Linked DNA regions of Mus musculus: region 2 is linked to region 1. The links are chromatin loops, found by intact Hi-C in ENCODE. Cell type or tissue: left cerebral cortex. All regions are shown on one strand.

The links. Peaks named below come from ENCODE experiments on the same cell type or tissue, not always from the same donor. Only the 100,000 strongest peaks of a DNase experiment are listed, where the experiment ranks them.
Region 2: it touches region 1 in a loop (2.0-fold over the local background); 2 of 42 quality-filtered maps call a loop at or near these places.

What each region holds. Positions count from the first base shown.
Region 1 is chr9:43,675,895-43,683,894 of GRCm38, forward strand. It overlaps the pseudogene Gm5364. Among named protein-coding and RNA genes, the nearest start is that of Gm29961, 35 kb to the left of the region's middle. In left cerebral cortex, no CTCF peak of the experiment used is centred here; DNase peaks (open chromatin) are centred at 3,611, 4,081, 5,595 and 6,445; H3K27ac peaks cover 229 bases.
Region 2 is chr9:43,587,355-43,595,354 of GRCm38, forward strand. No RefSeq gene overlaps it. Among named protein-coding and RNA genes, the nearest start is that of Gm29909, 17 kb to the right of the region's middle. In left cerebral cortex, no CTCF peak of the experiment used is centred here; DNase peaks (open chromatin) are centred at 4,248, 5,263 and 6,043.

The DNA of each region.
Region 1 (8,000 bases):
GAGGATGAGGGGCCTGAGAGCTTGGTGCTCCTCGAGACACAGATAGCTCCCTCTCCAGGGAATCCTCATGGGACAGGTGAGAGGGGGGTTCTTTAGGGTCCTTCAGGACATGAGTCTGTGCAAGGTTCCCCCTTTGTGACCCCATCACCTCCCCAAGTCTTGCTGACAAGTACCTCACTCTTCTGGTTAGGATGTTAATGTTAATGGTGGTGGGGCACAGATGCTCAGCCCACAGCAAAGTCTCAGAAGCGAGCCACATGTCACCACCCCAGAAAGGTTCTGGGCTTCCCCTCCCCCAACCATGACTCATTTCGGACTGCTCCAGCAAGAATTGGTGCCAAAGAGACCAAGTCAGCCTTAGGGAGGCATCTGGCCCAGGAAGCCAGGCCCAACTGTGTTGGTACTCCCAAGCAGGCCTCCCAACTTCCTTGAAGATGTTCTCAGTGTCTCCCTGCTATATGGAAAGGAAAAAAGCCCCCAGCCTGCTCTGGAAGGGGCTGCTGAGAACATCAGGACAGAGCCATGCTGGCAGCCACCAACTTGCACAGACTAAAAGCCTGGCAGGAGGCAGGACACGCACTGCCTGGGGTCCCCCGCCTCTCTCTACCTGCCAAGACCAGGCTGCCCCTGGTCTCAGTCTGGATGGCACAGGTGTCTTTTGAGCTGCGGTTTAGAACGGTACTCTGTTTTAATGAAGGTGACTGTGTTTTTCCTCTGGCCAAAGCAATGGCCACAAACTAGTTAGCAGTAACGAAATTTCATTCTGTAAAGTTCTTGAGCCAGAAATCCCAAACCCAGGTGTCAGAAGGGTTGACCGTCTATCTCCAAGCCCACTGGAGAATCCTCCCTCTAAGCCCTCCTTCCAGGAATTCCAGACACTCCCGGGTCTGTACAGCCTAGAGTTCCAGCCCAGCACTGCCAGGCCTTCCCCGGTCTTCTGTGTGCCCCTCTCAAGACACTTGTAATTGAACTGAGATTCTTCCCTGGGAATCCAGGATGTCTTCCCTGGGTTAAACATGCCTACAAAGACTTTCTTCTTCTTCTTCTTCTTCTTCTTCTTCTTCTTCTTCTTCTTCTTCTTCTTCTTCTTCTTCTTCTTCTTCTCCTTCTCCTTCTCCTTCTCCTTCTCCTTCTCCTTCTCCTTCTCCTTCTCCTTCTCCTTCTCCTTCTCCTTCTCCTTCTTCTTCTTCTTCTTTCTTTTTTTTTTTTTTTTTTTGAGACTAGCCCTGGCTGACCTTGAATTCACAGAGATTTGCTTGACATTGTCTCCTTCTCCCAAGTGCTGGCCTTAACGGAGTCTATCACACATCCAGCTTTTTTTTTTTTTATTAAAAAAAGAGCGGTATCAAAAGATGGCCTAGTCGGCCATCACTGGAAAGAGAGGCCCATTGGACACGCAAACTTTATATGCCCCAGTACAGGGGAACGCCAGGGCCAAAAAGGGGGAGTGGGTGGGTAGGGGAGTGGGGGTGGGTGGGTATGGGGGACTTTTGGTATAGCATTGGAAATGTAAATGAGCTAAATACCTAATAAAAAATGGAAAAAAAGAGCGTGAAGTGTGTGTGTGTGTGTGTGTGTGTGTGTGTGTGTGTGTGTATGGAAGTCAGAGGACAACCTACAGGAGCCTCGGTTCTCTCTTTCCACCATGTGTTGTCCTGGGATTTGAACTCTTGTCGTCAGGGTTGGTGGTAAGTGCCTTTACCCCACTGATCCATCTTCCCTGCCATGCAAAGACCCCCAATTACAAATCAAGATATGCTCTTGTTTGTTTGTTTGTGTGTGTGTTTGTTTGTTTCAAGATAGATTATCACAATGTAGCCCTGGACAGTCTGGAATTCACTTTGTAGAGCAGGCTGGCCTTTAACTCTCAGAGATCCACCTGCTTCTGCCTCCTAGGTAGGTGCTGTGATTAAAGATGTGTGCCTCTGTGTCCTGCTCAGGATAGACATATATGCCCCTATGTTCTGAGTGTGGACTTAACTTGGGGAGATGGACTATTCAAGCCCACTGCGATATATTTTATTTTCCAAATCCTACTACCATAATGTGTCATATGCTGAGGAGTATGAATTAAGAGTGGAATTCAAAGGTCACACTCTTCCCCCAAACTCCATCCCCTCCCCTCTTTCCTCATCTCAGGGTTTCTCCAGGGAATCACTAGACAAGCAGGCATCCTCTGCCACCATCACTGTCCTAGCTGGGAGGTGGCCTTGCTCTTCCCATGGACTCCCACGTGCTCCTGAAGAACCAGGCCAAGCTCTGCCACATATCAGATCCTTGGACAGCAGAGGTGTGGTGGCTAAGGAGTGGGTGGCCTCTGGCATAGGAGCTTGGCTAGAAATACCAAGGGTCGATAGAAAGTGACCAGCAGCCCAGTGGGCAGGGGAAATGAAGAGGCTTAGACTGCTAAGAGATGCACAAGAAACCAAAGCGCCCTCCTTGGAGATAAGGATACACAACAGTCCAGCTTGTCACCTCCAAGCCTAAGCTCTGTATGTGTATGTTCAAGTGGTGGCTCATTTGCACCAGCCAGACCCCTACTTGATGAAGAGAGAAACAGTACTGAACTCAAAGGATTGTCTGAGAGCCTCAGTTAAATAAATGCTATAAAAATAAAATGTAGCTAAAAATAAGCCAGTTGTACTGACACACACCGTTGATCCCAGCACTTGGAAGGTAAAGATTATTCCTCAGTAGTTTGAAGCTGGTCTGGGCTACCTGAAACCCTGTCTCCAAAGATGAAACAAGCAAACAGACACGCAGCAAAAACAACGGACAGTGACAACAGTCTGGGAACAACTGACAAACTACCTGTCCCTTGTCCCTTGCCTCCAGATACACAGAAAGGGTAGCAGAGAAGGGACAAGCAGAGCCTGGCCACTCCGTGTGGTGGCCTCCTGAGAAGGTGGATTGAACCAGATGAAGGTACAGGGCAGCAAGGGTCAGGGTCAGGTACGAGGGACAGGCAGTGTCAGATAACTGCTCCTCCAGGACAGAGGACAAGACCTCTTGCTCTCAGCTTGGCTCCCTTCCCCCAGCAGTTAGTGTATCAAGGCAGGGCCCCCTTTTTTTCTTAGCTCTGCTCTTGTCTTGGTGACTATCACTGAACCTGGCATTCAGTAGAAGATTTGGGCAAAGCCCACTGGCAGGGGCCAGGCGGGAAAGAAGCTGAGGCACTCACCCAGAAGATGCTAACGAACTGAGCCGATTAATTGAGCCAATTATGGAAGCTTCCCGGGAGGGATGGGAGCAAGCCTGGCTCCTGGGGACCAGGTGCGGAACCGTAAGAGTGGCTGATAGAAAGAGCTAGCCTGAACTCTGTGTCCCAACCCCTGCCATTCTGCACAGGTTTGAGATGGAGGGCTGGACCCATGCTGCCACAAGAACCTGGCAACTTTGGTCTCTTGAGCTGCCCATATGGGCGGTAGGCTGGAGAAAGGGTGGGTACCCGGGACAGTGCAGGAAGAGAGGCGCTGAGCAAATGAATGACTAGGTGAAGGGATGAATTACCTTGCCCGACACGCCCTCAGCTAATTTTGGAGTGTGAATGGAAGTGTGAGTGAATTCGGTTCATGAATCACGGCGGAGTGCTGAGGGTGTGCCGGAACAGAGCACAGAGAGCCTCCCACTCCTCCTCTCCACCGGTCTCCACAACCAAGAGGCAGGCCCCCTTGCTACTGTGGCTTTGTCTCCTTGACAGTCTCCTCGTGGCTGATGCGTGAGCAAAGGAGTCGGCATTGAACTGGAGTCCTCCGGGCTGCAGAAGCTCCGTGGAGCCCAGCGGGAGGTGCGCATGGGCCTGGGAGTCAGAACGTGAACTTGGATGTGAGTTTGCAGGAGTGAAAACCTGAGACCTGAGTGCCTGGGCACACAACACAGGATGCAGGAGCCCCAGAAGCATGCCCCCTTCACGGATGTGTGTCTCTGAGAACACTGGTCCTTCCCTGGTACCTTGATTTGACTTGGAAACAGTCTCTGGCAGCACCATGCCCAGCTGAAGGCAAAGGTCAGGTTCCAGCTGAGAGCAGAGGCCCCTCCAAGGCCTCCTCTCCACCCCCACACCCCATACCCTGCCTTCAAGCTTTCTCAGGCTCCCCCCTCCTACCTGTGCTGTCTCCACCCACGGGCCAGAGGGTTGGCTCTTAAAAGAGGCAAATCTAATTGCCAGCCGTTTCTGCCGTGTTTTGTTTGTGTGAATGGTTAAAAGTCTCTTTATTTGGATGAGAGAGGCTATACTCAAATTAAGGCTGAAAAGAGCTCTCTCCCAGAATCAGTTTTATCAACATATAATTTACATAAAACAAGATGCATTTATGTTAAATGTATAGATAGCTTTTTTTTTTTTTTTTTTTTTTTTTTTACTATTTTTGTTTTTGTTCTTGTTTGAGACAGGGTCTTACAATGTAGCCCAAGCTGATTCCCCTGGGGGCGGGGGGGGGGGGGACGGGACGGTCTGACCTCAATTCTTCAAGCTTGCCTAGCAAGCAAACACTTTATCAACTGAGCTAGCAGACCCCCAACTCCCACACACCCACAGCCCACCCCCCTGCCCAGCACAGTTCTTGAGACAGGTCCTCACTCTAGCCTAGGCGGGCCTAGAACTCACTCTGTAACCCAGTCTGGTCTTCAAAGCCACGTCAGTCCTTCTAACCCAGCCTCCTGGGTGTTGGGATTACACGTGTGAGCCTGGCTTTCCATCCCACTAACAGACATTGACACCCGGGGCCTTCTGCGAGACAGAATCTCACTAAGTTGCTGTGTCAGCTGTTCTTCTCACTTTCATTGATGTGATCAAAGACCTGACAAGAAACAGGTGAAGGGCAGAAAGGTTCCTTTGACTCCGTCTGAGGGTACGTGGTTTACTGTGGCAGGGAAGTCCTGGTGGAAGAGTTGGAGTGCGTGCCAGATGGTCACATCTTAGAAGACCAGAAAGTGGAGGAAAGAGAAAGCCAACACTCACCTGGCTTTCTCCTTATTCCCCTTTTATTCAGCCAAGGTGTTGGCCCCTCACCCCTGACACCCACATTCAGAGTGACTCTTCCTTTCTCAGCTAAACCTCTCTGGAAACATTTTCACAGACATGCCCAGAGTTGTGTCCCCTAGGTGAGTCTAAATCCCGTCACAGTGACAATAAAGATCAAACATCACAATTACTCAGGTTGGCCCTGAGACTTCTCTGTCTCTGCCAGGGCTACTCATTCCCCAGCCTCTCTAGTAGCTGGGGTTACAGGTCAGGCTACTTTCTTGCTTATGACACACACTTGGTGTTGATTGAATCCTGGATTATATGGTTTTACATATAACATTCTTCTCTCCTACTTGACCACAAGCTGTATACAGGAGTCATGCCCCTGTCTCCTGAGTACCTGGCACTGTTTCTGACAGAGGAGCTACTTGGTGGATGTTTCAGGAGACTGCACAAAGATATGGATGGCTGAGACCCAGGGAAGCCCAAGGCTTAAACAGAGACCTGGGCAGCCAGACTCAATAGTGATCCTACCCAGATCCAGAAAGGGAGGGAACAGAGCAGGCAGGAGAGAAAATGACTCATCTACAGAGATACATAGCAAAGAAGGAAACTGCCGTTCAGCAACTTCTCCACCTTCCCTACTGTGGGGGAGTGAATGTTCCAGCCCCCGGTGAGCTGGGGTGGTGATGAACACTCAGAGCTTCAGGGCCCTTTTAACAGGCCTGGAGCAGCCACCAGGGAGTTCTCAACCCAGAGAGGCATTCAGGGCTCCCCCCCACTGCCTCTACCTTGTCCCCGAGTCCCCCTACAGCAGCTGTCTCCACCCCACCTCAGAGACTGTGTGAGTGATCTGCTCCGAGAGAGCATGGCAGCCATCCTGAAGGACTGTGAAAAGCAAAGCAACCTCACTTCTCAAGACAGAGGGCAGGGTGACCCAGGTCATGGGACGTATCCCACAGCACAGTGACAGGACCAGAGGCAGGAACACCAAGACCTGAACTAAGCTTAACTGGAGGAGATTCTCAGAAACCCCTCTGAAGCATGAAGGCAGGGACTGGGGAATGAGTGGGGAGAGGTAGAATTCTCGCCTAGCATGCACAAGACCCTGGGTTCTGACCCCAGTGCCCCGTAGGCTGGGTATGGCAATCTCAGCACTCAAGAGGCAGAAGCAGGAGGATCAGAAGTTCAAGGTTATCTTTAGCCAGGAAGTGAATTTGAGGCCAGCCAAGGCTACATGCATGAACCCGTGTCTCCAGAAGCTCGGGGACTCTGTGCCTCTGAGCTGCCCCAGACTCCAGTTGCGGGGGATGGAGAGAGAGAAAACTGGGACCAGGGGCCAGGACTTGTCCTGCCTGTCATCCTCTCCATGACTCCTCAGGGATGAGTCACCATAGCCCAAACCCAGACTCCAAGGATGACAAAGTAAGCAGGTGGGAGAAACAGGGCTCTGACTGAGCATGGTCCCGGTCTCCTAATCCTAAAGCAGGGAGACAGAACCACTTACATCTCCACAGAGCTCGCCAGGATTAAATAAGATGACAGATGTAACATCCTGGCTCACAGTTAGTATTCAAAAGATGGCAGCTCCTGTCACTAAGAAACCTTCAATTTCTGAAGAGTGTGTGTTTAACCTTCCCACTTGTGGAGTGCTTGTGGTTTATGAAACACTAGCCTGTTTACTTCTTCTTTTGATCCTTACACAACTGTGTGTGTTGTATGTTTGCATGTTTGTGTGTATGTATGTATGTATGTATGTATGTGGAGGCCAGAGTCACATCAAGTGCCTTCCTCAATTGCATTCCACCTTATTTTTTCTGTTGTTGTTTTTCTATTATTTTATGTTTATCTGTGTTTTACCTTCAGTCCAAGGGTATTCAAAGGTTTTATGGAAGCCTTAAGAAGAGAGACACGCCCCCCCCCAAAAAAAAAGCTGGAGATGGTTCAGTGGTTAAGAGCACTGACTGCTCTTCTGAAGGTCCTGAGTTCAAATCCCAGCAACCACGTGGTGACTCACAACCACCAGTAATGAGATCTGACACCCTCTTCTGGTGTGTCTGAAGACAGCTACAGTGTACTCATAATAATAAATAAATCGGTGGCGCAGACGGCAGGCAGAGCTGGTCACATTGTGCTGGGGCTCCGTGCTGCCTGCAGTCCTGAGAGCCTGCTACGAGCTCGAGCTCAGCCATGGAGCCTGTCCCCAATGGCCCAGCCGCGCTCGGCCCTGCTGCCATCCATAAGGGCTGGTTCCGAGAGACCTGCAGCCTGTGGCCCGGCCAAGCCCTGTCGCTGCAAGTGGAGCAGCTGCTGCACCACCGGCGCTCGCGGTAACAAGACATCCTTGTCTTCCTGAGTAAAACCTACAGCAACGTGCTGGTTCTGGATGGTGTCATCCAGTGTACTGAGAGGGACGAGTTCTTCTACCAGGAGATGATCGCCAACCTGCCGCTCTACAACCACCCCAACCCGTGGAAGGTGCTGATCATCGGGGGTGAAGATGGGAGCGCCCTACGGGAAGTGGTGAAGCACCCCTCTGTGGAGTCTGTGGTCCAGTGCGAGATCGATGAGGATGCCATTAAAGTCTCTTAGAAGTTCCTGCCTGGCATAGCTGTTGGCTTCTCCAGCTCAAAGCTGACTATCCATGTGGGTGTTCATGAAACAGAACCAAGATGACTTCGACGTCATCATCACCGACTTCTCAGACCCCATGGGCCCTGCTGAGAGCCTCTTCAAGGAGTCCTATTACCAGCTCATGAAGACAGTGCTCAAGTAAGATGGCATCCTCTGCTGCCAGGGTGAGTGCCAGTGGCTGCACCTGGACCTCATCAAGGAGATGAGGCACTTCTGCAGACCTCTTTTCCCTGTGGTGGGCTACGCCTACTGTACCGTTCCCACCTATCCCAGTGGCCAGATCGGCTTCATGCTGTGTAGCAAAACCCGAGCACCAACTTCCAGGAGCCTGTGCAGCATTAACACAGGCCCAGGTGGAGCAGATGCAGCTAAAATGCTATAACTTGGACATGCAACGCAC
Region 2 (8,000 bases), 89 kb before region 1:
GATACATATGCACATATGTGTACATACAAGAACCCATTGCTGAACAAAAGTCCCAGGCACTCGTTCTTCCCATCAACCTCTCTGTGCCTCAACCTCTCCCCTTACCCCTGGGATTCCTAACACTCGTTAATCCCTTCATTCCTTCCCTACAGCTAAGAAAAGGCAGAAGTGGCCCCTGCCCCTTGTGTAGCTGTTTTAGTCTAAACAAGGTGACAAGCGTTCATCTAGTAGTCCAATTGTATAAATCGCAGCTTCCAAATGTGAAATGTAAATTATAAGCACTAGAAGGGTGAGCTGCGCACCTGGTGGCTGTGACAGAGGAGACTTAACCTACTCAGAGAAGCTGGCAAGGCTTCTGGAGGAAGGCAAACAAAGCTGGGAGCTGTGGACAAACAGAGACGACTATAGTGTTGGTTATTCCTCCATTGTTGTGATAAAATGCCAGACGGAAACAATTGGGAGAGCTGTGACTGGCAAGGCTTACTCCTGGAAACCTGACAGTGGTGGCCAGGAAATAAAGATCAGGCACACAGACATGGGTACAGAGAAGGTAATGTTGCGTGGTCTGTGTTCAGACTAGCCAGTTTGTTATGTAAGGCACACAACGGAGGAGTTTGCTAGGCCTTGGTAGGAGGTCTCTGAGGGAAGCAGTCTCGGGCAGCAGTTATCTGGGAGGGCACTGCAGTTGCTAGTTTTTGCTTGCTCTGCCAGTATCTGCACATGTGGCTGAGGGCCACTTTGCCAGTTCTCATGGGTCTGAGGTATTGGTCCTTGTCAATAATACACATTCACTCTGGACCTCACCGGCGGCCCCTTACCCCATTCATTCAGGGCTTCCTTGGCTCCCCACATGGGAGCAAAGATTTACTTTGGTCCACAGTTTCAGAGGGTCTCAGTCCAGCATGGCAGGAGAGGCATGGTGGAGTTGATAGTGGGCAGAACCTGTGGTGGAGACCTACATTATAGAGAAGCAATAGAGAGTGTTGCAGAGCCAGGACCTGGGCTAAAATCTGTCAAGGCCCACAGGAGTGTTCCAGATGCAGCTGTCACACTTGCTTTGGGCACCTTTGACCCTATCCCTTGGTTTTGGCTTTTGCTTCCCACTAGATTCCAGGTTTTTTGGTTTTTGTTTGTTTGTTTGTTTGTTTTGTTGTTGTTGTTGTTTTAATTAGGTATTTATTTCGTTTTCATTTACATTTCCAATGCTATCCCAAAAGTCCCCCACATGCTCCCACTCCCCCACCTACCCACTCCCACTTCTTGGTCCTGGTGTTCCCCTGTACTGGGGCATATAAAATTTGCATGACCAATGGGCCTCTCTTTCCACTGATGGCCGACTAGGCCATCTTTTGATACATAAGCAGCTAGAGACACGAGCTCCGGGGTACTGGTTAGTTCATAATGTTGTTGCACCTATAGGGTTGCAGATGCCTTCAGCTCCTTGGTTACTTTCTCTAGCTCCTCCTTTGGGGGCCCTGTGATCCAGTAGCTGACTGTGAGCATCCACTTCTGTGTTTGCTAGGCCCCAGCATAGCCTCACAAGAGACAGCTATATCTGGGTCCTTTCAGCAAAATCTTGCTAGTATATGCAATGGTGTCAGCGTTTGGAAGCTGATTATGGGATGGATCCCCAGATATGGCAGTTTGTAGATGGTTCATCCTTTCGTCTCAGCTCCAAACTTTGTCTCTGTAGCTCTTTCCATGGGTGTTTTGTTCCCAGTTCTAAGAAGGGGCAAAGTGTCCACACTTTGGTCTTCGTTCTTCTTGAGTTTCCTGTGTTTTGCAAATTGTATCTTATATCTTGGGTATTCTAAGTTTCTGGACTAATATCCACTTATCTAGATTCTAGGTTTTACTCAAGCCAGATTTCTCCAATTTCCCTAGCCTAGATTAAAATAGTCCTTTCTTCTAAGCCACCATCCTAACTTCTACTCCTTCAGGATAGAGTGAGCTGGGGTAAAAGGGCACTGGGTGGCTTTTAGCAAGGCTACCGTGTCCAGACCTAGGCCCTCCCTACACTCCTTCCTACACTGCTTACTGAATCTCCAGGCACACTCTGGCGGGCTTCTTCTCACACCTAATGGGTCATAATCAAACTTTGTGGTCCAGGCCTGCTCCCTGGCTGACCTCCCATGAATGCCAATCAAACTCTTGATCAGCCAATGGTTCTCAACCTCCCTAAAGCTGTGTCTCTTTAATACAGTTCCTCACATTGTGATGGACCCCAACCATAAAATTATTTTGTTATTACTTTATAGCGGTAATTTTGCTACTGTTAGGAATCGAAATGTAAATCTCTGATATGCAGAATGGTTTTAGGTGACCCCTGTGAAAGGGTTGCTTGAGAACCACTGCCCAGAGGTAGATGCACTTGGGGCTGGTGAGTTGAGGCTCTGGCTCAAAACCCAAGGAGCTAGGAAATTTTCTGACCTAGAAACAGGAGGCAGGGTCAAGTAGGTTTGGAGGTGAGAAAGTTCAGGAATGCCAAGTTCCTGTACTTGAGAAACAGAGGCAAGAGAACATGTCAAGGTCAGCTTGGGCTAAGTGAGACCCTGTTGCAAAGCAGAGGAGAAAAGGCCAAGAATGTAATGACATTGGGTATCTGGGAGGAGGCAGCCTAAAAGCAACTGGATAAATAGGCCTAGGTCTCAGCCACAAGCTGGAAGTAGGATTTTGAGAAATCAGCACAACGTTGGCATTTCATACAATCATACAACTGGTACATATTCAATTGTCTAGGAAGACAGCTGGATCCAACTACTAGCAGCTGGACTAAGAAACAGTGTTGAAGGAGACAGAGGAAAGTCTGACACTGGCCAGTCCAAGTAGGTCAGTGAAGGAAGGGAGCCTTTCTGGAGGAAATTTAAGAAGAATGTTGACGAATGCAGAGCTCTAGAAAGGACCTTCCAGTCCAGAAAACTTGTATCTGGAGCCTGAGAGAGACACGGAGGAGGGAGGGTTGTGAGGGAGTAAAGGCAGCCATGCTTAAGGAGAGACACTCAGGCACAAAAGGAGCAGCCAGTGCAGACATAAGAATAGGAGCTATGAAGGAAGAATACCAAGTTTGCAGCTGGCACAGTTGCCAACCAGATGTATGAACTAGGCAAGGGAGTTTTAGTGTCTCTGGGCCTCTGTTTCTCTTTTATAAAACACAGATTACGGTACAGGGAAAGTGGCTGGCACAATTAGTTTCAGGTATTTGACACATGTCTCCTAAGTCAGTGAAGGTGACCTCATGAGCCAGTCTGTGTCCCAACAGACAGACAGACAGCTAAAGTTAAGCATACAGGCAATATTTATCATCTGTAACTGTTTTCCATTTTAGTAGGAAACAACATGGTTTCTTTTGCCTCTGAAGTAAGAAACTAGTACAGTTGCTCATTTCTGAAGTCTCCATTCTCAAATGTGGAGCATCCAGGTGGCTGATTAGCCTGTGGGAATGGAGGGGCTGATGAGAAGTTCCAAGTGCTATGCATCTCAACTGTCACCTTCTCTGCAAGTCTTTGGCTCAAAGAAATACAGTAATGAAGGACTTGGAGATCCAACAAAGAGACATGGGGCTCTTAGCCAACCTCCCCTCCTTCCCCAGCTCTTTTCACTTCCATGGCAGTTGCTGGTTTTCCTCTTAGTGTTTATTTTCCTCTCTTTCCAAAGCAATAGAACTGTCATAATCATGTATGAGCACCTAACCTACCTGCATCCCTTGCAGCTAGGGTGCCTGTGGAACCAAGTTCTGACCAATGGCATGCAAACAGATATGTGTAACAGGCTTCCTGGTTGGTGTAAGCTTGGTCCTTTCTTACTTGCCCCTTTTTTCCCAAAAGCCATGTGGAACAAGGATACCCCAAATTTCAGGTCAGAGATTTCAGAAATGAATCAGTAATATTACTAGCTTCCTGTCTTAGAGGCAAAAGTGGCCAAACGATGTTTCCTAAAGACGGCAGACATCTTGAACACTGAGGACAGAGGGGCAGCATGGAGAGTCCAGAAGAGTCGATTGGCAGAACTATGGATCCCTAAGGAGTGTGTGGGCCACCACTTCTCTCCTCAACATTCCCTGCTGCTTCCAGATGTTCTTATGAGAGCAATGTAAACTCCCATCTATAGAAACCACTGCTATTTTGAGTACTTCAGCTGAATCCACTCCTAAATACAGCCCCCCAGGCAGCCCACATTCCCAGTCACTTTGTAGAACTATCTCAATTGCTACTAATTTAAACCAAGTGAATGAGAGAGGTTCTACTGCTTCTGACCCCAGTCTCCATCTGGCCAGAAACTCCACCAGAATCATAATGACAACCTGTGTTTATGAAGCACTTTCTTCAAGAGTGAGCTCATCAGAATCTTACAGAAGCTCTGTGATGCAGCCAGGGCTGCTAGCTCCATGTACTCCATTTCAAAGATAAGGAAACTCAGGGGAAGGGGTATAGTAATTTTGCAAACATTGCACAGGTGCAGAGACAAGAGAGCTGCAGCTCAGGGCTCTTAACAGAACACAGGGCTGCCAGCCTGCAGATGGTCCAGGGGCAAGGAAGGTACAAGGTAGGGTGGGGCTGAGGGTCTGGATTTTTAAAAACAGACAGGTGTTTTACATACTACAATGTTTTTATTGTGACAGAAACCCCTACCTAACATTATTTTAGTACACAGTGCACTGCCAATGTGTAATGAAGCATAATGCTGTATAAGTGGGTCTCTAGAACTTGAACCTTGTCTGACAAAATCTTTTTAAATCCACTGAACAGCAGCTTCTCATTCCCTCCTCCCTGTGCCCCGAGAGCCCACCATTCTGTCCTTTTCTTATTCCTGTGAGTTTGACTACGATAGACGGCTCACTAAGTGGGACTACACTGTGCTTATCCTTCAGTGACTGGTTTCTTTTGATTAGCACAGTGTTCTCAAAGTTCATCCATGTCGTCACATAGGACAGGACTTCCTTCTCTCATTAAGGCTGAAATATAGTCCATCTCAGCATCATTCCCAAGACCCAGGTTGTAGATGCTACCACACACCCATCGGTGCAAGAACACACAGAAAGCTTGTGGTATATGTGTCTTGAGGGGCTGCTGAACCCTGCCCAGGAGGTGTGTCCCACCTTGTAGTCCTCCTGTGGGCTCCCCTTGGTTGACAGACTCCAAAAATGGCTGAAGACTTCATCTCCGATCATCCGAGTGTTTGGCATTTACAGCAGGTATCCTGTGAGATGTTGCTGGGAAACAACATTCTGAGCAGGCTGCAGGGTGAGTGTGTGCGGAGAGTATCATTTATAACACAAGACAGAAAGCAGCATATGACATTGAAGAGGAAAAGATGAAGTTGAAAGCAACCCCATTCAGCCGGTATCTTTTGTCCAGTCTGTGCCAGACTTGGTGTAAAGATCTGAGAACGCAAGGACAGTGTGGTCCTTTCCCCCTGGATCTTATTTAATTCTGTTACCTTCCCAAGAGTCAATAGGTCCCAGGGGAGTAGCTTCAGTGCCTGAGACACACCTGGACATGTGAAAATGGGTCCAGAGTAGGAAATACCATGCAAACCATACATCAGAAGAGGAAGGCGGGAAGAAGAAACCTCCTAGGTCCTGCGTGAACCTGGCAACACAATACTAACAACATGCAAGCCGAGTTGCAAGTATCTGGGGATAGTTCAGCTACAGTGCATGTGACCAGAGCCCTAGAAATAGGGACTGTATTGGAGTGGTCAACGAGGGATTCATGGAGGAGAGAATAGTTCAACTGGGACCCACAGAGAGGAGACTGTTTTGAATAGATGGAGAAGAGAGGAGAGGTTCATGGTATTGTGAGCAAAAGCTGAAACACATGGATGGCGGAGAGCAGGGAGAAGACCCAGACAACCTGAACTAGGCTGGAGAGTCAATACCCTGCCAGGTCATCTGGGTTTGAACACCAGGCCTGGAATCTTGGGCTTCATTCCCTGTGTCACAGGGAACCACTTGGAAATGGATTTGTGCCCAAAAGGATGTAATCAGGGCGGTGTCTGTGCTGCAAACAGGCCTCTGGCAGGATGCGTAGGCAGGACAGTGAGTGACAGTCTGGGAGGCTGGGTGTGTGGGTGGGGTTCTCGAGTGGCTGGCAGCAGGGATGGGTATGGGAGATGGCAGGAAGAATAAACCCACAAGCCTTAGGATATGTCTTTCCATCAAAGGGGACATCACTGCTGACCAGACGGCTTCCAGGGGAGGAGTCTATGGGACAGACTACTCCAAAGCTTGGCTTTCAGCGGTTGGCAGCTCCTACCCAGCAGGAATCACAGGAGCCGGCATCACTGTGTTCTCCATGGGACTCAGCTTGCATCAGTGCCAGCTGGATCAAGCATATCCCTCCAGGGCTCCTGAAGCAGAGTCTACCTCAATGGTCCCGAGAAGTTGGAAAGGAGTAGTCATTTAGGCATGCCCAAGAGAGACACCAATCTCCTCCCTCAAAGTGACACTTACCTCATGGCTCCAGCCCACCCACCTGCCTCCTCCTCCACCCTAGGAGTGTTCGGCTTGGCAAGGTCCAAGTTCAGGCGCAAGGAGGCGTGGTGCAAACAGCCTGAAAGGCTCTGCCCAGAGTTGTGGCCCATCCATTCATCTCTGCCAGGAGTCGACACTGGGAGCCCTAAGGAGGGGTCCCTGTGATAGATGATGTTTCCAGAGCTTATTAACTGAGCTAGCTGGACTGGGCCTCTTCCGACTGATCTATGATCCAGGGACAGTTTTAAAGTATGTGGCTTTCCAGAACGGCATTATCGAAAAGAGTTAAAATTGAAGTCGTCACTCAAACCACTGCCATCTGTCACAGGCTGCCACCTATACCAACTCAGGGCAGGATGGGAAGGTAGGGAATAAACCTCCAGTCCATGTCACATATTGGAACATTAAGAGTTTCTGTTGTCCTCTCTGCTGCCTAGGGTATGTAAATGGCTGGTTCACTCCTGGCAAAGACGAAGGTGGAGCCTGGCAAGGGGTAGGAGTGGGCACCTCAAGCCAGCTTTCTGTAAAGAGGATTCTCATCTGAGCATGACTGAGGCGCATTCTGACGGACCACGTGGTATCCATGAGGCAGCCCTGATTAGCATTTACTGAACCTGTTCTTCACCTATACATAGACGATGCTTTCCCCGAATCTCGGTAACCCTGTCACGTGAGCACTATAACTAATATCTTGTGAAGAGGGAACCTGAGGCATGGAACTGGGGTCAAAGGATGCATGTAGGCCATACTGCAGGAAGTCTGCCAGGGTTTGAAGAAGAGGGTCTAGTTCTTAGAGTCTGGATTCTGGACCACACTGATGACTGGCACAGGTTGGGACCTGGAGTTTATATGCACACAAATGCACACATAGGCACACATATGCACACACATGCACAAGCAAGTGCACCTTTCATGCATGTATGCTTGTACACATATACACACAAGAGAGAAATGAAAGAGGAGCTCACTGCTCTTCTCCCTCAATACTCCAGAAGTCCTCCCCCACCCCCCGCACCATGCCCAGCTCTGCAGCTCACACACAACCTCTGCCCCTCCCTCCCTCTCCCCCTCTCCCTCCCCTCTGTCACACTTCATTCCTGGTCACAGCTTTAGTTATCTGTGTATTTGTCAATTTTTTGCTTTCCCTATTGGACTGGACTTCAAAAGGTCAGCAATAGCACACACATGGGGCTCACATCACAAAGGTGAAGCTAGGCGGCCTTTGGGCCCAGCTGACACAGGCCCCATTGCCAGATCCTACTCTCTTGTGCCCAACACAGGGTGCTGAGTCAAGAGCAACAGGTGGGTGATAGCGACTGAAGGACCTGGATCCAGAATGATGCATGGGCTACTCTGTAGCTCAGCATCACTAACAACAGTCTGCCTAGCTTCTCCAGGCTGCAGGGGACAGACCCAGCAAGCACAGGCCTCCGTGACACACATAGACTCAGACACACACATACACACAGAAGCACACACACATGCACTCATACACAGGCACAGACTCACACAGACACAGACAAACACA